Regions from separate parts of the Homo sapiens genome. Here all the other regions are linked to region 2. A link is a contact called in ENCODE Hi-C or POLR2A ChIA-PET data. All regions are on one chromosome and are shown on one strand. Each heading gives the region's core, a stretch centred on a gene start or an enhancer-like site at or near the end of the contact. The rest is flanking DNA. Distances are from core to core; before and after follow the strand shown. Region 1 holds the start of TAF12 (TATA-box binding protein associated factor 12). Region 2 holds the start of SLC9A1 (solute carrier family 9 member A1). Region 3 holds the start of PAFAH2 (platelet activating factor acetylhydrolase 2). Region 4 holds the start of SESN2 (sestrin 2). Region 5 holds the start of YTHDF2 (YTH N6-methyladenosine RNA binding protein F2). Region 6 holds the start of PDIK1L (PDLIM1 interacting kinase 1 like).

The links. A loop is a pair of places that touch in the nucleus more often than their neighbours do. ChIA-PET counts read pairs that join two places held with the same protein, here RNA polymerase II (POLR2A). Pooled maps may share reads with other maps.
Region 1: a pooled map shows a loop between it and region 2 (4-fold over the local background). The contact joins the promoter of TAF12 here to the promoter of SLC9A1 in region 2. A Hi-C loop is called at or near these places in 5 of 50 pooled maps. POLR2A ChIA-PET finds 5 or more read pairs at or near these places in 5 of 52 experiments (A673, BJ, GM10248 and 2 more).
Region 3: a pooled map shows a loop between it and region 2 (13-fold over the local background). The contact joins the promoter of PAFAH2 here to the promoter of SLC9A1 in region 2. A Hi-C loop is called at or near these places in 5 of 50 pooled maps. POLR2A ChIA-PET finds 5 or more read pairs at or near these places in 2 of 52 experiments (activated B cell and activated T-cell).
Region 4: a loop to region 2 is called in a pooled map, with 5 times the contacts of the local background. The contact joins the promoter of SESN2 here to the promoter of SLC9A1 in region 2. A Hi-C loop is called at or near these places in 3 of 50 pooled maps. POLR2A ChIA-PET finds 5 or more read pairs at or near these places in 4 of 52 experiments (B cell, GM12878, Panc1 and 1 more).
Region 5: a loop to region 2 is called in a map of CD8-positive, alpha-beta T cell, with 20 times the contacts of the local background. The contact joins the promoter of YTHDF2 here to the promoter of SLC9A1 in region 2. A Hi-C loop is called at or near these places in 2 of 168 maps with a recorded cell type or tissue (CD8-positive, alpha-beta T cell and natural killer cell) and 7 of 50 pooled maps. POLR2A ChIA-PET finds 5 or more read pairs at or near these places in 1 of 52 experiments (HEK293T).
Region 6: a loop to region 2 is called in a pooled map, with 4 times the contacts of the local background. The contact joins the promoter of PDIK1L here to the promoter of SLC9A1 in region 2. A Hi-C loop is called at or near these places in 2 of 50 pooled maps. POLR2A ChIA-PET finds 5 or more read pairs at or near these places in 2 of 52 experiments (AG04450 and naive thymus-derived CD4-positive, alpha-beta T cell).

What each region holds. Positions count from the first base shown.
Region 1 is chr1:28,641,644-28,645,064 of GRCh38, forward strand. It overlaps TAF12 (TATA-box binding protein associated factor 12), which reads right to left and starts at 1,424. Exons shown (of 6, transcript NM_005644.4): 1 at 1,349-1,424. TAF12-DT (TAF12 divergent transcript) reads left to right here and starts at 1,613. Exons shown (of 2, transcript NR_146730.1): 1 at 1,613-2,120. RefSeq lists a silencer at 2,974-3,268.
Region 2 is chr1:27,153,080-27,156,507 of GRCh38, forward strand. It overlaps SLC9A1 (solute carrier family 9 member A1), which reads right to left and starts at 2,046. Exons shown (of 12, transcript NM_003047.5): 1 at 904-2,046. The coding sequence starts at 1,255. RefSeq lists a silencer at 1,766-1,995 and an enhancer at 2,941-3,428.
Region 3 is chr1:25,996,341-25,999,583 of GRCh38, forward strand. It overlaps PAFAH2 (platelet activating factor acetylhydrolase 2), which reads right to left and starts at 1,723. Exons shown (of 11, transcript NM_000437.4): 1 at 1,685-1,723. RefSeq lists enhancers at 1,469-1,548, 1,719-1,808, 1,819-1,868.
Region 4 is chr1:28,257,902-28,260,946 of GRCh38, forward strand. It overlaps SESN2 (sestrin 2), which reads left to right and starts at 1,617. Exons shown (of 10, transcript NM_031459.5): 1 at 1,617-2,036. The coding sequence starts at 1,947. RefSeq lists enhancers at 1,188-1,367, 1,360-2,208 and silencers at 1,478-1,687, 2,468-2,527.
Region 5 is chr1:28,735,624-28,738,918 of GRCh38, forward strand. It overlaps YTHDF2 (YTH N6-methyladenosine RNA binding protein F2), which reads left to right and starts at 1,317. Exons shown (of 5, transcript NM_016258.3): 1 at 1,317-1,524; 2 at 2,035-2,059; 3 at 2,636-2,715. The coding sequence starts at 1,498. RefSeq lists enhancers at 1-133, 664-713, 1,033-1,931, 1,814-1,923.
Region 6 is chr1:26,109,972-26,113,076 of GRCh38, forward strand. It overlaps PDIK1L (PDLIM1 interacting kinase 1 like), which reads left to right and starts at 1,853. Exons shown (of 3, transcript NM_152835.5): 1 at 1,853-1,944. RefSeq lists silencers at 867-1,146, 1,207-1,846 and enhancers at 1,897-2,126, 2,507-2,616.

The DNA of each region.
Region 1 (3,421 bases), core at 174-2,673, 1.5 Mb after region 2:
ATTAGCAGGGCGTGGTGGCACACGCCCGTAGTTCCAGCTACTCAGGAGGTATAGGTGGGAAGACTGCTTGAGCCTAGGAGGTTGGAGGTGCACGGGGCCAAGACTGAGCCGCTGCACTTCAGACTGGGCGACAGAGAGAGAACCTGTCTCAAAAAAAAAAAAAAAAAAAAAATTCCCTCCTGAGTTTGAAGATAAAGCAAAGATTCTAGAAGCATTTAAGGAACATTAACCAAGCATCTCATTTGCTACGCACAGAAGGGTACTGTATTAAAATTATGATCTAACTAACCATTGCCTCACTGTAATCCTAAGCCTCTTTGAACCTTAGCCTTCTTAAATGTAAAATAGGAGTTTTTAAAAGATGATCTTTTGGGACTCTTCCATCACTGACATTCTTTTATTTGAGATGCAGAGATCTGTGCTCATTCAGGGTTGAGTGGAATGGGATTTAAAGCACTTATCAAGTACATAACTGAGTTCCAACTGTTTTCAACTTCACATCTGATTCCCAAGAATGAAGCAGAAAATGAAGATGTTTGCATATGGGCTTCCTAGATTGAGTATCTGACACAAGAAAAGCTTGCCAAGAGCCAAGTAGGCAGTGCGAAGGAGAAGTTGTCTTCCCCTGAATACGTCCTTTATCTCTCTGGGTTCAGGGAATACTGTGAAAAAATGGATCACTAAATCTTTTCCAAACCCTTTCCCTTTACTTTGTAGGCTGATCTCATATCCATGGTCCCTTAGATCCAAGGCTTTTAGGAGCTTGGGTACTCACAGCCCTGTTCCGAGACTCAGGAACTCGGAGTCTCAAAGCCCGGATCCCGTCCCCAAAGAAGCCCCAGTCTTCACTGCCCGCTTCTGTTCCCTTCCAAACTCAAGTTTTCTCTGTCTGCTTCTGCCCCTCAGGAACCTAAGTCTTCGCTGCCCCGTTTCTGAATCCTTAGGAGCCCGGGTCTTCACTGTCCCGCTTCTGCCTCTTAGGAGCCCAAGTCCTCACCGCTCCACTTTTACCTCTCCGGAGCCTGTGTCTTCACGCCCCGTTCCTTTCTGACCCTTTCCTCGTAGGAGTGCGGGTCCTCATAATCCTGCTCCTCTCAGACCACTTTCCCTCAGATGCCGGAGAACTCGCATCCGTCCCCGTTCCCTAAGTCCCGTCTTAGAGCCCGGGTCCCCACAGCCGCGTCTTCTCCGAGCCTGATCCTCTCAGTCAGTCCCTTCCCAAGAGCCTGAATCCTCACAGCCCCGTCTCGTCCACAACCTGGTCCTTCGAACACTGACCCACTGTAGGTCTGGGTCCTGACTCCCTCCTCCCGCTCTTGTTCCTCAACTGCCAGGGCCCAAGACTCACAGGCAGCAGCGTCTATCTCCCCATGATATGCAGAGACTGCCCCAGTGAAGCGTTCGTCTCAGCAGCCGGTCCGACTGCGCGGCCCTCCCCGACTACTTCCGGCACCGCTCCCCGCCTCCAACCCGGAAACGCGCGGCTCTTCCGGCCGGCGGGCGCGCGCCTCGCTTGCGCAGGCGCAGACTGCCCTCCGACACGTGGTGGCGATATTGAGCTGTGTGTAGGTACACCCTGCAGCTTGCGCTTTTAACTGCTTGTGGTTGAGTGGCAGCATGAGCGAGCTCTGCGTATTCCAACCCGGCGTTAAGAATCCTTCACTAGCTTTTCTTCCCGACGCTGCTTATTTATCTATCGGTAGCATGACGGGTAATTGACGCCCTCGGATGGCTTTGAGGTCGCCATTTTTGGTTGGTGCCTTTGTCTTGGTGTCAGGACTGGGATATCATCTGGGACACATTACCCCACAGGTATCCTGTTGGACCTCAACGAGGAAGTTGGCAACAGAGGAACCAGGAGATGAGAGAGATCGGTTGGTTGTGCCTGTGAACTGGCAATTCAGTAGTAACAATTGAGTGCTTACTGTTTGCCGGGAATTGTGCTAATCCGCTTACCTCCGTTACGCCATTTAATCATTTAGAGGAGACCTGTGAGAGATTAAGCAAAGTTCTAGCTAATAAGTGCAGAGCCTCAGCTTGAACTCAGAACTCACTACTAAGCCAAAGCCTGTCCTGTAGCATTCTCTAATGCTTTCAGTTTTTCGGCTGTCAGATGCTTGGTGAGAACTGCTGTTATGTGGCTCACGCCTGTAATCCCAGCACTTTGGGAGGCCGAGGAGGGTGGATCACGAGGTCAAGAGTTCAAGACCAGTCTGGCCAAGATGGTGAAACCCCGTCTCTACTAAAAATACAAAAAATTAGCCGGGCGTGGTGGCATGCGCCTGTAATCGCAGCTACTCCGGAGGCTGACGCAGAGAACTGCTTAAACCTGGAGGGGCGGAGGTTGCAGTGAGCCGAGATCGCGCCACTGCACTCCAGCCTGGGCGACAGAGCGAGACTCTGTCTCAAAAAAAAAAAAAAGAGAACAGCTGTTATTTTTTACTGTATGCTGGAATGTTAGGCATGCAAGTAAGACCCAATTCCAGCATCTGTAAGGTTCACAGTAAGATGGAGAAGAACCCACAAACACACCAAAAATTGTATAAAGAGCTGTGACAGGCCAGAGTGAGCCACATAGAAATTAGGAAGAGGTGCCCAGATTGGTGCGGCATCCTGCCCTGTCTTTATATCTTCCTAATCCTCATCCTACCACGTTCCCAGTCCACCCTCTACACTGCCACCCAATCCAAATTCTCAGATTCAAGTCCTCATGAACATTGGGCTCTAAGCTGTATTCCTAGCCTTATTTCCTTGCCACTGCTCTCCATTCTTTTTAGGGTCCGGCATACCACTTTTTGTTGTTGAATGCCTATACATCTTTTTTAAGACCCAGGTTGAATGTATATACGTTCATTTGACAAGTGTTTGAGTCTCATTGTGTGACAAGCCTTTTGCTATGTGCTGAGTACATAACTGGTGGCTAAGACGGATGATCTCTGTCCTTAGAAAGTTTGCAACCTAGAGTGGGAAACAGACCATTAGCAACTGCACAAAAGGGTGATAGAAGAGAATACTGGAATAAGCCAGACTTATCTAGCTGGCTGATGGCCTGAGCCATGGTCTTCAGTAAGGAAAACACTTACTCAAGGACCAAGATGGCCAAGGTGGCTGGAGCTTTGGTAACCGGGAAAGACAATGAGTTTGGAGAGGTAGGCAGGGGTTTGTTATAGTCTGGACCTTTTAGCCTAGACTATGATGGGGACTTGAGATTATATTCAGTATGCAATGGGAAGGTGTTGGAAGAACGGTGAAATTATGGCGATTGTTAAATGATACAGGGTCTCACTCTGTCACCAGGGCTAGAGTGCAGTGGCACAATCATAGTTCACTACAGCCTCAAACTCCTGTGTTCAAGCGATCCTCCTCCACCTCAGCTTCCCAAGTAGATGAATTTTCTTTTTTTTTTTTTTGAGACGGAGTC
Region 2 (3,428 bases), core at 796-3,295:
ACTCTGAGAGCAAATAAGTTGTCTGTTTCCTTCTCCCCAAAAGAAGGTTTCAAAGTCTCTTCAGGCCTGAACATCCCTAGGCTCCCCCATCTACCTCATCTACTTGATTGAGCAGCAGGCCAGACAGCACCCTGAGACACAGCCAGGCAGCGACCTGGGGGTGAGCTGGGGTCAGACCAAGCCTCAACCTCCTCTACTCTCCCTCCACTTCCAAAACAGACTTCAGAAATTTCCAGGGCCCCTTGTCCCACAGATTCTATAAAGTATGGCATTCCTGGGCCGGAAATTGACTCAGGGGCTCCTAACTAGCCTGGACAAGCAAAGCTGACAGATAACATTCTGGAGATGAAGGAAAGGTGGGAATATGGGGATCCCCTGTGTTCCACCACACTTGTAAGTTTCCTGTGCCCAGGTCTCCACTATGCTTAAACTCCTCAAGCAGGCCAAGTAGAAATATACTCCATCCTGGAACACGCTCCAGTGAAGCCTGTCATAAATTGCACTGGTTGCTGTTGACAGAGCAGAATGTGCCACTCGCCAGAAGACACTCCTTTCTGTCTCACACACAGCGGGGTGCCTGGCTCCCCTGGGGGTCTGGCCCAGCCAGAGGAGACTTGCCAGTCGTGGAAGCCTTACTGAAGGGACCTAGGATCAGAGGCATCCCATTCTCTAATCCTGCTCTCTTCTGTGCACAGTGCTGGCTCCAATCTTGGGAAGCCTCAGATCACAGATCAGAAGCCACAGAACTGGAGCCTGAGAAGGACCAAGGTGGCAGGATGGAGACTGCCTACTTTATGGGGGTAGTTCAGATCCTTACTCCTGGACAGCCTCAAATGGTGCGAGATGAGGCAAGAAGCTCACCAGTCTGGTGGCGGCCGCAGCATCGGAGCAAACGGGACTTACCTATCTTCATGAGGCAGGCCAGAAGGATCCAGAGGGAGATCTCGAAGGGGGTGCGCACGTGTGTGTAGTCGATGCCCAGGACTGGAAAGGCCTTGCGCGGCTTCATGCCATGATCAGTGACGGAATGATTAACAGGGCGGCTCTCTGGGGTGACCTCCGGTGGAGCGGTGGTGACATCCCCAATCGAGCGTTCTCGTGGTGGCTCTGAGCTTCGAATGGTGCTGGCAGTTGGGCTGAGCTGGAGGCCATGGCTCCTGAGAACAGGCAGCAGCCCCACCAAAGCAACCACCACGAGTAAGGAAGGGAAGATCCGATGTGGAGAGAGGCCACAGATGCCAGACCGCAGAACCATGGTGCTGCTTCCAGAGCCAGCCTCGACCTTACCCAAATGAGAGTAAAACCGGGCACATAGGTAGCAAAGGGTCAGCAAGTGGGAAGAGAGACTGGCGTAGTCTCTAGGAAAAGTTCATGTTTTAGAGAGGCATTTCCATGGAAGCAATTTTCTGGGGGTGGAGGGAGGCTGGGTTTGCAATCTGGAACTCCAAAGTGGGGAAAGGGGGCAAGGACCCAGGAACGACCACGAAAGGAGACCAAAAGGTCTGGAACTCCGGGCCTGGGAAGGGGGAGGACGGATGTGGGAAACTGAGCCCTAGGGATAGAGGAAGGGGCAGGATAGGGATAGTGCAAAGGAAAGGAAGAAGGAAGGCTGGGACCTTTGGCTGAGGAAAGTGACTGAGGAGCTGGGACTCTGGGCTGTGGGCTAAAGGAAGGGGTAGGGAGCCTGAGCTAAAGGAAGGGGACCGAAGGGGGTGAGAGCCAGTCCAGGAAAAGGAGAGAGGGGGCTGGGAGCCCAGGCTGAGAAGGAGTGAAACCGGGAAGCGGCCGGGAGCTTCTCCACCCAGAGAGGGGCAGGGGTCCAGGCGCGCCGGGCTGAGATTCCGGGGAAATGGAAAGAGGCGGAAGGCAGGCGGCCTGGCGGGAAGGCGCCTCGGCGCGGGCTGGGGGCGGCTCGCGGTGGGCCAGCAGCAACACGCCCCTCCTCGCGGCCCTGGCGCGACGCGGCGCTCCGCCCCGGCCCAGCTGCAGCTCCTCCTGGTCCAGCTCCAGAACTAACCCTAGCCCCGGCCCCGGCGGCAGCAGACTGAAGCCTAGCTGAGCCCGGCGCTGTCACTTATAGGCACCAGCGAGCAGCCGGTGCGGCGGGCTAGAGAGACCGTCGGCACCCGCCCAGCGCAGCGGCCCCTGTCGCCGAGGGAAAGAAGTATCGCGTAGGAAGAGGAAGGAGAGTCAGAGATGACAAAAAAAAAAAAAAAAAAAAGTCCTGAATATACAGAGAACCTCACTAACGCGAGTAAAATGCCGACTACTTACAAAACGATTTCACGTCCACATCTGCAGTCTCATAAGGGCTTTCGAATAATCCTGTGAAGAATGTATTATTAGTTTATGTATTTAGTTACCGTGTGACCTTGAGCAAGTTACTTAACCTGTTTCACAACTTTCTCATCTGTTAAGTAGAGACAGTAATAGTGACTATGTCAGAGGGATGATGTAATGACTGAGACAATCCGTGTAAACTATTTGGAATGCACCCTGGCACATTATTACAATTCCACTTTTACAGATGAGGAAACAGGTGAAGAGAGTCCCCTGGCTACTATGCAAGTAGTTGTATTGCTTACTAGGGCTGCCGTAACAAAGTATCACCCCAAACTGGGTGGCTGCAACAACAGAAATTGATTGTCTCACAGTTCTGGAGGCTGGAGGTCGGATCTAGGTGTTGGCAGGGTTGGTTTCAGCTGAGAGCTATGAGGGAGAATCTGTCCCATGCCTTTCTCCTACCTTCCAGTGGTTTGTTAGGACTATCTGGTATTCCATGGAGTTCTCCTGGTGTCTCTGTCTCTGCGTCCAGATTCCCCGCCCACACTTTATTTTTATTTTTATTTTTTTTGAGATAGAGTCTGGCTCTTGTTGCCCAGGCTGGAGTGCGGTGGCGCCATCTCAGCTCAATGCAACCTCTGCCTCCTGGATTCAAGCGATTCTCCTGCCTCAGCCTCCAGAGTAGCTGGGATTACTGGCACCCACCACCACGTCCAGCTAATTTTTGTATTTTTAGTAGAGATGGGGTTTCACCATGTTGGTCAGGCTGGTCTCGAACTCCTGACCTCAGGTGATCCACCCGCCTCGGCCTCCCAAAGTGCTGGGATTACAGGGGTAAGCCACAACCCCCAGCCAGATTTCCCCTTTTTATAAGGACACCAGTCATTGGATTAGAAATCCAACGTAATTACCTCATCTTAACCTGAACATCTTCAAAGACTGCATCCTAATTAGTCCATCTTCATAGGCACTGGGCATTAGGACTTCAACTTCTTTTGCCGGGACACAATTCAACCCACAACAGTGGCATGCTTTAAGTAGTGGAACTTAAATTTGAACCTATAGTTTGGTTGAAATTGGTGAGGTTCAAGGGATCATGGCTGTACAATGGAATCACTGGAAAGCTTTTTTAAAATACCATTGTC
Region 3 (3,243 bases), core at 473-2,972, 1.2 Mb before region 2:
GGTGACAGAGCGAGGTCTTGTCTCAAAAAGAAATAGTAACTATGGGCCGGGCGCGGTGGGAGGCCGAGGCGGGCGGATCAGGAGGTCAGGAGATCGAGACCATCCTGGCTAACACGGTGAAACCCTGTCTGTACTAAAAAAAATACAAAATATTAGCTGGGCCTGGTGGCGGGCGCCTGTAGTCCCAGCTACTTGGGAGGCTGAAGCAGGAGAATGGCGTGAACCCGGGAGGCGGAGCTTGCAGTGAGCCGAGATCGCGCTACTGCACTCTAGCCTGGGCGACAGAGCGAGACTCCATCTCAAAAAAAAAGAAATAGTAACTACTCACGAGATTGTTGATGAGGATTAAATAATGCATGTAAAGCACTCGATGGATAGAAGGTACTATAACCATAGGAGGCAACTATAATTATTTTAACTACATGCCTCTCAAGTTCCTTATACGTAAAATGGATACTTCGTAAGTGAAAATATTGCCTAGGGCCTGGTGCATTTTCAGTGCTTATAAAATGTTAGGAACTAATTAACAATGCTATGTCTCTCTTTCCTAGCCAAGGTCTCTCATTTTTCCTGGATTAAGCCCTTTGGCAAAACAGATTCTTTCCCAGCAGCCTTTTCAGGCCTCAGACACCCCTACCAAAGCCAGTGTCTACTGAACAGGCCCAGAGGAGCCCAGAGGGAATGGATGGGGCTTAGGTTGCAGCTGTCCTCTCCTGCTGGGACCCTGTTTCTGGTGAGCAGAGGACTGCTGCTCTGCCAGCTGTGTGACACTTTCATCACTGGCTATTTCAAGATACAGTCCAAGATAAGCACTTCTCTTGTGCTTCCTTTCAGACAAAGCTCTCTGAAGACTAAAAGCTCATTGGCCTGACCTTTGGTCTCTGGAGGAAGTGAGGAAATATCATCCAGCTCGTAGACAATGAAGACACCAAGCACTCGAGGGATGAGATTGAGCAACAAGGTGGCAGAGCTAGAGAAGAGGCCTGATAAGAGTGTTCCAGAGCATTAATAATTGTGATAAAAATAATCTCTGTCTCTTGTGAAGGTCTTACAGTTTACAAGGCATCTTCACACATACTAGCTTGTTGGCTCCTCAACACTCCTCACCTGAGACTGATGGAGCAACAGTCATCTCCGTTTTAGAGAGGAAGAAACTGAGTCCCAGAGTTGTATGATTTGCCCAAGGTCACAGAGGGTGAGAGGCAGAGCTGGCCTAGAACCGGGTCTGCTGACTTCGAGTCCAGGGTAATCGCGGATCGGAAAGAAGGAATGGGGACCCTTCTTCCACCGCCATGAAAAACAGAAAACTGAGAGTAAGAGTAAAGTACACAAAGGGTGGAGGAGCATAAAGAAGCCCGGGGTTCAGGGATGTGAGGCTGCAGGGTGAAGGTAGGGCCGAGGAATCAGGGTAGGGCTGTGGGGTCCAAGGTGGGGCTGCGGGGGCTGGGTCCTGGGACGGGAGCTCAGTGGGGATTCCAGGGGCACTGGCCGTTAAAAGTGCGAGGCGACCGTGGGAGGGTCAAGGGAGCGGGTGGCTACAGGTGTCTGAATAGGAAACGTAAAGGACGAAGATTAATGTGCAATTCCTATGACTGAGAGACGCCGAGGCCCCAAACCGGGCCAGAATACAAAAGTCTGCAGGAAGCTCAATTGAGATATAGGTGTTTTCTCCAATCAAACTTACCCAGTCAAGCTGATTCCTCAGAAGCAGCCCCAGACGTTTAACTCGACGGAAATGAGAAACGACCCATGAACCCGTGGCCCTTTGGTCGTCGTAGTTTCCAAGGCTCAAAATGGACGCTTGGAAGCACTTCTCGTTCCTCAATCTAGAACTACAATTCCCGATGTACAGTGCGCGAGATTGCGCATTACAACTCTAAAACTACACCTCCCAGAGTTCTACGCGACCGTCCAGCCCCGCGTGGTCGTGCGAAACCGCCCAAGGCCTGGGATGCGGTGTGATTCCTCCCCCTGGTGGCCTGAAGAGGTGCCGCCGCGATTTCTGCTCTCGAGCGGAGGGTTTTGCCTTAGTCCCGTGCGTAACCCTCCGCCTCACCCTCCTCAAATAGTCCTCAGGCGTGCCTAGAAATGGTCCCCGCTTCGCTTTATTCTCAAGGAGGTGGGAGGAGGTTGGAGTTTGTTTTGTGTCTTCTGCACACTTTGCTTCCTGTAAGAATAATAGACTGATCATTCAAATTAAGGGGACATTCCCTACCAGCCTGCATCTGTTGACACCTGTGATTTTCCATTGTCCTCAAAAGACTCCCTGGCAGAGAAAGGGGAGGAACCCGAGTAATCTGCTGGGCCGCATCCATCCCACATTACTGTCTAATGCTGGTTCTTAGCGACACTGATGGACAAGATACCGCTCCTAGCCTCAACAGAATCACAGTCTAGCAGAGAATTCAGACAAATGAATAATGACAGCACAGAGCCGTGATCTCATGGGGAGACACAGCAAGCGTGGGAGCCTTGAAAAGGGGCCTCTGGCCAGGCTTGGGGGAAAAGGGCGGTGTCCGCAAGGCTTTTTAGAGGGAGTGATGTTTGTTAACATTGAGACCCGATATAAGGAAAGAACGTAGCCAGGAGTACAGAGACTGTGAAGGACGTTTCAGAGTATGGCATTAAGTTCAGTGCTGGCTGCAGCTAAGTGTGAGGGATGGAAGGAGAGTATTCTCGGGGGAGTGGGCGTTAGGCAGAGCCCATCCTCAGGAGTTCTGTAAACTTCTATAGGAAATTTGGATCGTTCAGGCAGCTCAAAAACGTTCAACGGCCCTCTACTACCTATGAAGTGAAGTCCCAACTGCTTAGCCTGACATTCAAGGTCTTCTCCAACCTGCACTCCCCCACGCCCCACCCCCCACCCTTCAGCGCCCCTCCTCTGGGAGCTTTGTTCATGCCTCCAAAGTTTCCGCCGACATCTGTGTGTGCCTCGCACATGTGAGTCGACTCACACTGCCTTGGGTATCTCCTGTATTAGAGGTCTTAACTCTTGACACATTGTGAGCTCTTTGAGGTCAGGTACTGAGTCCTGCAGTCGCCCCCTCCACCCTACTCTTGCAGCCCACATCCCCCCGAAACACCAGGGTCCAGAGTCCCTGCTTTAGGCTCTCCTCTCCTGCCGACACACTGTTGTCACCCCCATCCTTCCAGGAGCCAAGATAAAGTCATCAGGAGAGAGTGCTGGCAGCCCTGCACTGTGGTAATTAAGCCTCGGATCTCATTAAATCTGTGGCTGATGGC
Region 4 (3,045 bases), core at 367-2,866, 1.1 Mb after region 2:
AAAAAGATCAGATAAGCCAGACTCAGTGGTGCACACCTGTAACCCCAGTGATTGATTTGGGGGGCTGAGGAGGGAATATCGCTTGAGCCCAGGAATTTGAAGCTGCAGCGTGCTATGATCATGCCACTGTACTCCAGTCTGGGTGACAGAGCTAGACCCCATCTCTAAAAAACAATACTAATAAAAAGAAAAAAGGGTCAGATAAAACATGTACATAGAAAATTACAATACAAGGCAGAATGTGGCTGGACATGGTGGCTCATGCCTATAATCCTAGCACTTTGGGAGGCTGAGGTGAGAGAATCGCTTGAGCTCAGGAGTTTGAGACCAGCCTGGGCAACATATTGAGACCCTGTCTCTATTTACTAAAAAACAAAAAACAAAAACAAAAAAACAGAAAACAAAAAAACAAAAAACAAAAAAAACTAGGTAGAATGTGATACATGTGAAAAGAGATCCAGCTCAAGTGCCTTGGGAGCTCAGGGGAGGGTGAGATTAATCTCTTTTTCCCAAGAATCTGGAGGCAGGAAACCAAGTCGGTTTCATCTTTGGAATTGTAAGCTTAGACTTAGAAGTCTCAGAGGGGGACTTGGGGGTCTTATCCACCCTCACCCCTGGCAGGATTCCCTGTCTAGAATAAACAATAACTTTAAAATGGAAACAAAAAAAGGAGCTCTGAAGGAAAACTGTGAAGGAAGAGGCTCCGTTTGAAATGAATAGAAAATGAATTTAGCTTGGAGGTGCTGAGGTGTTGGTAGAGGCAACTTTCTGGCAAGAGGCGAGTTGAAGGCCAGGAAGTGAATGAGATCAGGGAGAGTGTCTGGAGGGAAGAGGGGCAAAAACAAACTGGGGAAGCACCCACGTTTTAGGAAGTGGGTGGTGAAAGAGGAGTCAGAGAAGGCCAGAGGGAGAGGTGAGCAAAGATCCAGCAGAACACCTTGTTACAAAGTTTCGAGGAGGGTGGGAGGGGTGGAAGCCAGGACGGGTAGCAGAAGGAAGAAAACTTCCAGCAATAGGGATTGAGGTTCCACACGAAGTTACCAATGACATTTCAAGGAATGAAGGCTTTTCCTGAGGCTCCACAAATAAGGTGAATTCCCTGTGTCTCGCATCTTTGGAGCTTCCCCGAGGCCAGGGGGAGCAGGGTTGTGCCCTCTGACCTCTAAATATCTGGGGTTCAGTTCTATAATTAGCAGCACCGGATAGGACGCGAGCCAAACCTCTCTTAACCCTAGCCAGTCCCTCCAGGAACTGAAAAGATGAAGAATTCATTTAGGAGATTTCACACTCGGCTGTTTGGCCTAGCCCAGTGAAGTCCCTTTTCATCACGCAACCCTAATGACTCTTAGGGCTGTCACTGCCGTCTGGTGTTGCCAGGGATCTGACTAAACCGTCTTGCAAAAGTTTGCAGCATTCACCCGAGGCGGACTACAACTCCCAGAATTCCGGGCGCTCCCCGGTGCTGATTGGCGGAGCCCGTGACTCCAGGGGGCGGAGTTTCCCCCGCCTCCCCGGGGAAACAGACCTCTGATTGGCTGGACCGCCGGGCTTTTGTGTCCCCGCCCTCCCCCGGGGACCGCAGCGGGCTGAACTGCTGGTGTCAGAGCCCGGCGAGCGCTGGCAGTTCCGCGGCGGGGATGCTGAGGAGCGCTGGGTCCGGGAGCAGCCCTGGCCCCTGCGGACTTCCGAGGCCGTGAAAACCCCTGCGCTGCGGCCCTTCCCAGGCCCCCGAGGCCGTTCGCCGTTCCCGAAGCCCGACTGGGGGAAGAGTCCAGCACCAAAGCGGCCGTTCTCGGATTCCGGAGCGTTCTGGAGCCCCGAGAGACGCCCCGGGGTTCTAGAAGCTCCCCGGCGGCGCCCAGTCCCGGCTTCATTCGGGCGTCCCTCCGAAACCCACTCGGGTGCACGGGTCGTCGGCGAGCCGCGACCGGGTCCTGGCGCGCACCATGATCGTGGCGGACTCCGAGTGCCGCGCAGAGCTCAAGGACTACCTGCGGTTCGCCCCGGGCGGCGTCGGCGACTCGGGCCCCGGAGAGGTAAGCGGCGGCCGCGCGACGCCCCTCTTCCCTGGAACCCCGAACCGCGTCTGAGCCTCAGGCTGTCCGGAGCTGAGTCGGTGTGTCCTGGGCTCGGGGAGGGAAAGCCGAGCGCGTAACCCGGGACCCGGGTTGCATCAACTGGCAGCCGCGGCCCTCGGCACCCCTCCCCCACTCTGTCTCCCCTCTCCCTCCTTCTCCCCCTCCCTCTCCCCCTCCTCCCTCCCTCTCCCCCTCTCCCTCACCGCCCCACCCCAGGGCCGCGGATCCTTCCTCGGCTCCCTCGGACTCCTGGCCAATGAGGGAGAAGCCTTCTGGAGGCTCTCCGAGCTTTGGGCTCCTGAGCGTCTTCAAGTCCAGGCAAATCCCGGCCGGAGCGGCCAGACCACTCCTCCTCCCCGCCCCCTTCCGCGGAGTCCCTTCCTCTTCGCGGGGGCCGGCGGGCAGAGGACCCTTCCTGGGGTGCCTCCCGGCTCCTGTCCCCCAGCGCGGGGCGTAGGCACCTGGGACTGGCCAGTGAAAGTCGACCTCATCCTATGTCCACCGCACTCCTGCTTTGGAGGGAGAGCGCAGGGGCTCTGGGGGCTTGGCGGGCCGCCCGGTACGCGGCGGCGGCAGCCAAAGCTGGGGGGAGAGGGGACAACCCTGGTCGCGGCTTCCGAAGCCAAGCGCGGGTTAGGCTGCGCCCTGCTAAGTAAGTGGTCTGAAGGCCCAGAAGTTTGTTTTCCAGAAATTCCTCCCCCACCCTCCCTTCGCGCCGCTCCCCTCCACCCCCCCGCATTCGCATCCCGGCATAGCCCGCAGGGGCTTTGCAGGGAGACCGGGAATTAGGCTGGACCTAACCAGACTGACAGTTCGCACTCCCCCACCACTACCAGCAGCAGCGATAATGGACATCTTATCATTTATTATGCACCTACTAGATACCAGGCTCTGAGTTTTTTTCGCCTTTAACCTAAGTCCTCAGGACTAAACCAGCAATACAAGCTACGCTATAGCCCCATTTTAC
Region 5 (3,295 bases), core at 67-2,566, 1.6 Mb after region 2:
AGAAAAAAAGTGCTTTGAGCACTTTGACCAAATTATGATGTTAAATCCAAGATGCCATGTTATTTATTTTACCGAGTCCACCCAAGCCTCCTATATCCAGCGTGTGGATAGTACGAGGTTGACAATTAGTGCATTAGTTACCTGTTTACCACGACGTACTTGCAATAACAAAAGCTATTAGATGGGCTTTCCTAGTATCAAATATTCCTGCATGAGTTGGCTTTGCTTCTGATTGAAAATACTTTTGCCCATCCTTTGCATCTCCCCTATATTCTGGTTCCCTAATACAGAGTCTCGTAGGGGTAGAGAGATACCATTATGTTAGTGTCAGATACACCTGGCTATTTAATAGTTTTGTAAACTTGGGCACATTACTTAAGCTTTCTGTTTTTCCAGTCGTAAAAAACCGAAAGACTGATAGCGATTTTGAAGTTGTCGAAAGACTTTAATGTGTTTGAAAATACCTAACAACAAAGCCTGGCCCACAGCTGGTATTTCAATAATGTTAATTTCCTTGCTTCCCTCTTGAGGTCCTTAAGATTCATAGGTTCTCCGGACTCCTTGAAAGTTTTGTGTAGATGCATGAGGTGTATTTTTCTTGGAAATAAAGTCCACAATTTAACAGATTATCTTGGGGCCAGCGATTTCCCCGAAAATAAATTGTAGATTCTCCTTCCTGCAATGCTAAGGGGTGAATCTCTTTTGCGGGAGACTGGATTCTTTCGGTGTGTGTTTTGCTCTCTGGGTACTCTTTCTGTAGTCGGCTAACAGAGGATGACCAAGCCCCTCGCGGGGGCGGGGGCGGGTCACTCCCGGACAGGGCCCCCATGAAGTTTCCCTGGGGACTGTGTGACTCCCTAGGGGTCGGGTTACCTCCCAGATGGGGGTGGGGTATCACTTGCAGCTGGAAGGCAGGTTCATTTTAAGGTCTCGCGGGCTTCGGAGGCCCCTCCCTCACTGAGAAACCGGCTTTTGTCGTTCTTCTGAAGCCAGAGCTAGTCTTTCCAGGTGTTAGTCGAAACCTCGTGGTGCGACCCTGGTCGTCCCAAACCCCCTAGGCCTTAATCCTGGGGCGGTGGGGGCGGGGAGGCCGTGAGCACGGCTTCCGCTCCTCCAATCCGCCAGAGGGCGCAGCGGCCGGCCTCTCCCTTCCCGGGGTTCTTCGCGCCGGGCCCCTTCCGCGTGGGTGAGTGAATGTGAGAGTCAGCGCTCGCGCCGCGCGCGCCGCCCGCCTCCGCTGTTCGGCGCTCTGCTTTAGGCGGTGGGGGGCGGGCGCGCGCGTAAAAGCATAGAGACGGGCATTGAGCTCTTGGGCTAGAGCGTCGCCGAGTCGGAGCCGGAGCCTGAGCCGCGCGCTGTGTCTCCGCTGCGTCCGCCGAGGCCCCCGAGTGTCAGGGACAAAAGCCTCCGCCTGCTCCCGCAGACGGGGCTCATCTGCCGCCGCCGCCGCGCTGAGGAGAGTTCGCCGCCGTCGCCGCCCGTGAGGATCTGAGAGCCATGTCGGCCAGCAGCCTCTTGGAGCAGGTACAGGCCCGGCCCGCATGCCTCGGCCATTGTGTGAGGCGAGAAGGAGCCCGACTAGGCCCGGGCCCGCCGCTCCTGGGCAGGCCGAGCCGAGCCGAGGCGTCGTCTCTTGCGGGCCAGGTTTCGGGCCTCTCAGGCCGGCCGCGCCCGGCGCCTCTCCCTCAGCCTGTTCTTCCCGCTTCTCCTCGGGCCTCGGAGCCCACGGGCCGGGCCGCGCCGCGTTCCCTTCTCTCGGCGGGCCTCGTTTTCCTTCCTTGTTTCCTTCCCCTTCCTTAAAGCCCTGGGTTCCTCGCGTCGCCGGTGGCGCGTCTGCCGCGTTTTCTCCCCTGCCCCACGGGCCTGGCGCTTTCCCCCGCCTCCCATTTTCAGCCTCTTCCTCACTACCATTCCTGACGCCTCCCCTCGGGCCTGCTCCTTTATTCTCCCTTCGGGCCCTGCCTTAATTTGTTCTTCCTTTTCCATTTCTCCTTTGGACAACTTGCTGCTCGGCGACGTTTCCTTCCCCTGCAGAGACCAAAAGGTCAAGGAAACAAAGGTAAGTCCCGCTCCGCCGGTGGCCCTGAGCCGGGAGGGGGACGCGGGGCGGTGGGGGCGGGGTCTCCGGGAAGCGCCCCGGGCGGAGGACCTTTCGGAAGCCGCTTAGTTCGCAGGTGCCGCACACTTAAGTATTTTGACCCTTTCGGTGTGTTCTTGCAGCTGGCGAACAGCTTTTTCGCTAACAAGGAGTAATTCATTAAGGGTGGGGGTGGATTGGGTTTTGAAACGCTCCAGGTCCTTAGTTTCCTGTAGGTCTTAGAAGGCCTTTGTTTTTCATCCTCGTGGATCACTCTCTGGAAGTACTCTCATGTGATGGGGGAGGGGAAGCGGGAGGGAATGGAAATCCAGAGGAGCCAATAAAATGACCTTTTTAGATCAACTTGCTCTGGGTGGAGGGGGACATTTTCACTGGCGACTGTCGCTTCAGCATTCACTGTCATCTCTTACCCTTTTGAAGTTCAATCTTACGTGCTTTGTTAACTAGTAAGGTTTTTCTCTGGTTAGCATATATGAACTAATTTGAAAGGAAGATTGTAGGATTGGGACACTCCTAATTGAATTTTTTTTTCTTTAGTACAAAATGGATCTGTACATCAAAAGGATGGATTAAACGATGATGATTTTGAACCTTACTTGAGTCCACAGGCAAGGCCCGTGAGTAGTTAACTATTTACATATCTAATCGAAGGGTGTGGTATATTCTTTCTCCGCCTTCTACCAATAAATCCCATTTTCTGAGGATTCATTTTTTTTTCTTTTTTCTGTTTTCTGTTTTTTTGAGACTGAGTCTCGCTCTGACGCCCAGGCTGGGGTGTAGTGGCGCAATTTCGGCTCGCTCCAACTTCCGCCTCTCGGGTTCAAGCGAATCTCCTGTCTCAGCCTCCCGAGTAGGTGGGATTACACGTGTGCACCACCGCACACAGCTAGTTTTTCTATTTTTTTAGTAGAGACGGGGTTTCATGTTGGCCGGGCTGGTCTTGAACTCCTCAGGTGATTCACCCGCCTTGGCCTCCCAAAGTGCTGGGATTACAGGCGTGAGCCACCACGCCTAGCCGAGGATTCACTTTCTTAATACCTGTATTTTTTCTCTGCCCTCTATCAGGAAATCCCATGTTCTGAGGGTTCACCTCCTTAATACCTATTAATGTATTATAAAACAGTTAACTGCAAATGTCCTAGGCCGTTGAGATTCCCATCTCTGTAATATCAGCAACCATACTGTATTGAGAACGTA
Region 6 (3,105 bases), core at 603-3,102, 1.0 Mb before region 2:
TTTTATAACATTTTTCCTCAGGAGGACACCCCAAATTATTTAAGTTTCAGGTCCCACAAGATCTAAACCCCCCTCACAGACTTAACAGTGAGCCTAAACTGGGGGCGAGAGTGGATTTCAAATCTCATCTGCAGCTGACTTAAGAGCAAGGGTTCCTATGATATTTAATGACTGAGACAAAATGAAAACGCTACTTTGATCGAGAGAGAGGTCCCTCCCCTGATTGGGATCAATAACCCACACAGGTAGTTAGCTGTCTACGCAGAGCCTTCTATATTTTCCCTCTACTTTTGAGGGCGGGAAATAAGTCTTGGCTGACACCAGTGTTTCCAGCAAACAGCTGAAGACTTGACACTTGGATGGCACTCAGGACAAAAATCTGAACAGATTACAGAACCGTTGTTGTTTTTTTTTTTTAAGGGGAGGGTGTGTTACACCAGGAATGGGTATTCAAGGTAGACACATCCCAAAACAGACACTTCAGTGAGAAGAGGCAGAGGTGTTTCCTCACCTGTAAAAACAGGATAATAAAACCTACTCTTGTGGGGTTTGGTTAGGATTAAGCAAGATCATTTATATAAAGACCTAACCCAGTGCCAGACTCTCGGGAGAAGGGGCATAAAGGACAGAAAATAAAATGAGTTGATCTTTGAGCACAGCGACAGGGATTTTTTGTACATCGTGCCTTACAGAGCGAGCGCTGGGAGGAGGAATCATCACCCTGCTGAGAAGTAATGGGTGCAGAATAAATCGAGTAAGAAGGAATGGACTTTTCTGGCGGATGCTTACTGATCTAACAACTGGATGACTGAGGAATGCGGTCCTAAGTGACCCCGGGCTGGCTGTGGGGCCAACAGCGTGCGGGATCTGACTAACAGCGTGTGGCAGCCGAGCGACTGCAGCAGCGGCGGGGACCCCATTGACTGTCCAGCCCCGAGAGCGGCAGGAGCGCGGTGGATCCTGGCTCGGACCAAGGCCTCTCCCCTGCGCCGACTGCAGACCAACCCTCCACCAGGAGCCTCGCGGGGGGGCGCCGTGGGCACCGCAGCCAGGTGCAGGCGCCTCCGCGCCCTCACTCCCCACGCCGAGGAGGTGGCCCTGGCTCCCTGCGGCCGCAGCCGGGGAACAATGAGGCGCCGGCCTCTTTAAGGGAGATACCACCGCGCCGGCGGGGCAGGGGACGGCATCCTCCCAGATGATCGCACCCAGCCCCGCGCCGCCGCCGCCGCCGCCGTCTCCGCAACTGCACCGCCCGCAAACATGGCTCAGTGACTCGGAGAAAAGCTGCAGTCTCCCTCCCGGCGGGGCGGACGCCAGGCCTCCTTGGTCGGGCCGCACCTCCCCGCAGGCCCGCCAAAGAGCACCGCGCCCCGCAGGCACCCGAGACCCGCGCGGAAGATGCACCGGGCGTTCCACCCCAGCGAGCCCCGCACCCCAGCCCGCAGCTCGGTAGGTCGGAAGGGGGCGGGTAGAGGGAGGGGAGGCCGCGGCCGGGCGCGCGCAGCCCCAGGCCCGGACCTGCCGCTGCAGACGGTCCCCGGGGCCGCGGGCCCTGAGCGCCCGCTGCGGCTGGAGGGTGGCCGAGCCCCGGCGTGGCGTGGCCTCGCGGTTCCCGAGCCCGGCCACCCCTGCGGGGAGCAGCACCAGTGGTGCGCTCCGGAGCGCGCACACCTCCGACGACTCCCGGCTCTGCAAATCCTCGAGAGAGGGAGGAGGCGAGCGGAGCGCCGGCCGCGCGCCTCGTCGGTGGCGCGGAACGTCCCGGCTCGCGCTACGGAAAGCCGGAGGGGGGCGGGGCCGTCGGCGTAAGGGGGTGTGTCCGCGCGCACCACGGGGGCGCGCGCCGGCTGCTGACTGGAGGCGGCGGCAGCGGAGGCGCGAGCTGCCCGATAATGGCGGCCTGCAGAGCCCATGAGAGGGAGAAGCGGCAGCGTCTACCCTGAGGTAAATCTGGCCTTTCGGCGTGGCGGAGAGGTCTTGCTGCAGAGCCGATGGCCCTGCATGTGCCTCCCTCCCTGGGAGGCTTGTCACAGACGTGTCAGCGGAGTCATCCTGGGGAAGGCCCTGCGCTCCTCAGGCCACCGACCCCAGTCGCGGCCTCCTCTCATACCGGGGCCACCTCCCCCCGGCCCTCAGCCCCCAGCCCCGAGGAGTTGAGGCAACTGCAGGGCTGGCTCCTCAGAGCGAAGGGGCTCAGGAGGCTCCCCTCCGGGCTTCATCTGAGCACGGCCGAGGAGGGGGAGGGCCTGACACTTGGCCAATGAGCGCGGCCTGAGCCGCCGCGTCGGGCAACACCTCTGGCCGCGACTGGCCCTTCCCGGGCGCCGGCAGGTGTCTGGCCTGGCCGGCTCGCGTCCCAGCGCCTGGTTAGAGCAGCGGGAGCGAGGGCCCGCCACTTTCGGTCGAAAGTCACTTAGGTTCGCATCGGATGCATCATTGGATCCGGGATCCCACGGGTTTCATAAACACCTCTCTCCTCCCTATTCAGGAAGGTGCTCTTCCCCATGGGGACTGTACCAGGCTGGAGAGGACATGGCACTGCTTCAGAGACACGAACCACCTTGAGTGGATGTGATTGGCGATCCCCGTAGAGCAGGAAAGCTCGTCTGCTGTGCAGCCGGCGCAGAGGATTCTGTGGCAGGAAATTAGACACTAGGAAATTCAGTAGCGATTTGAAGGGTGGGTGTCCAGTTAGAGGAAGTGGGACTGAACACAATCTCAGAAGTCATTTCTTTTTATTAAATCTATCCTGTAGACTTAAAGCAGTGGATCCCAACTTCTCAGGCTCTAGGGTCAGTAGCCTTTTGCTTCCCCAGCTGTACAGAATAAATATTGTACAATCTCAGGTTACTTTTCTAGCCCGTGGTCACAATCTACAAATGAGAATTCGTTCATGAAGTTGGTTATAATCTAGAAATTCTTTGGGCGCTGAGGAAGCCCACTTTAGACTTTCTCCATTCAACACATGAGCATTTCTGTGCAGGGCCTTTGCCCTCGCCTTTAAACCGTTCAGTAAGTTGAATTCCCAAGAACTCTGTCAGAGAGCCCCTTGATATGCAGGATCTTTGTTGGCAAAAATGACCTAGAACTAAATAGATATTGTTT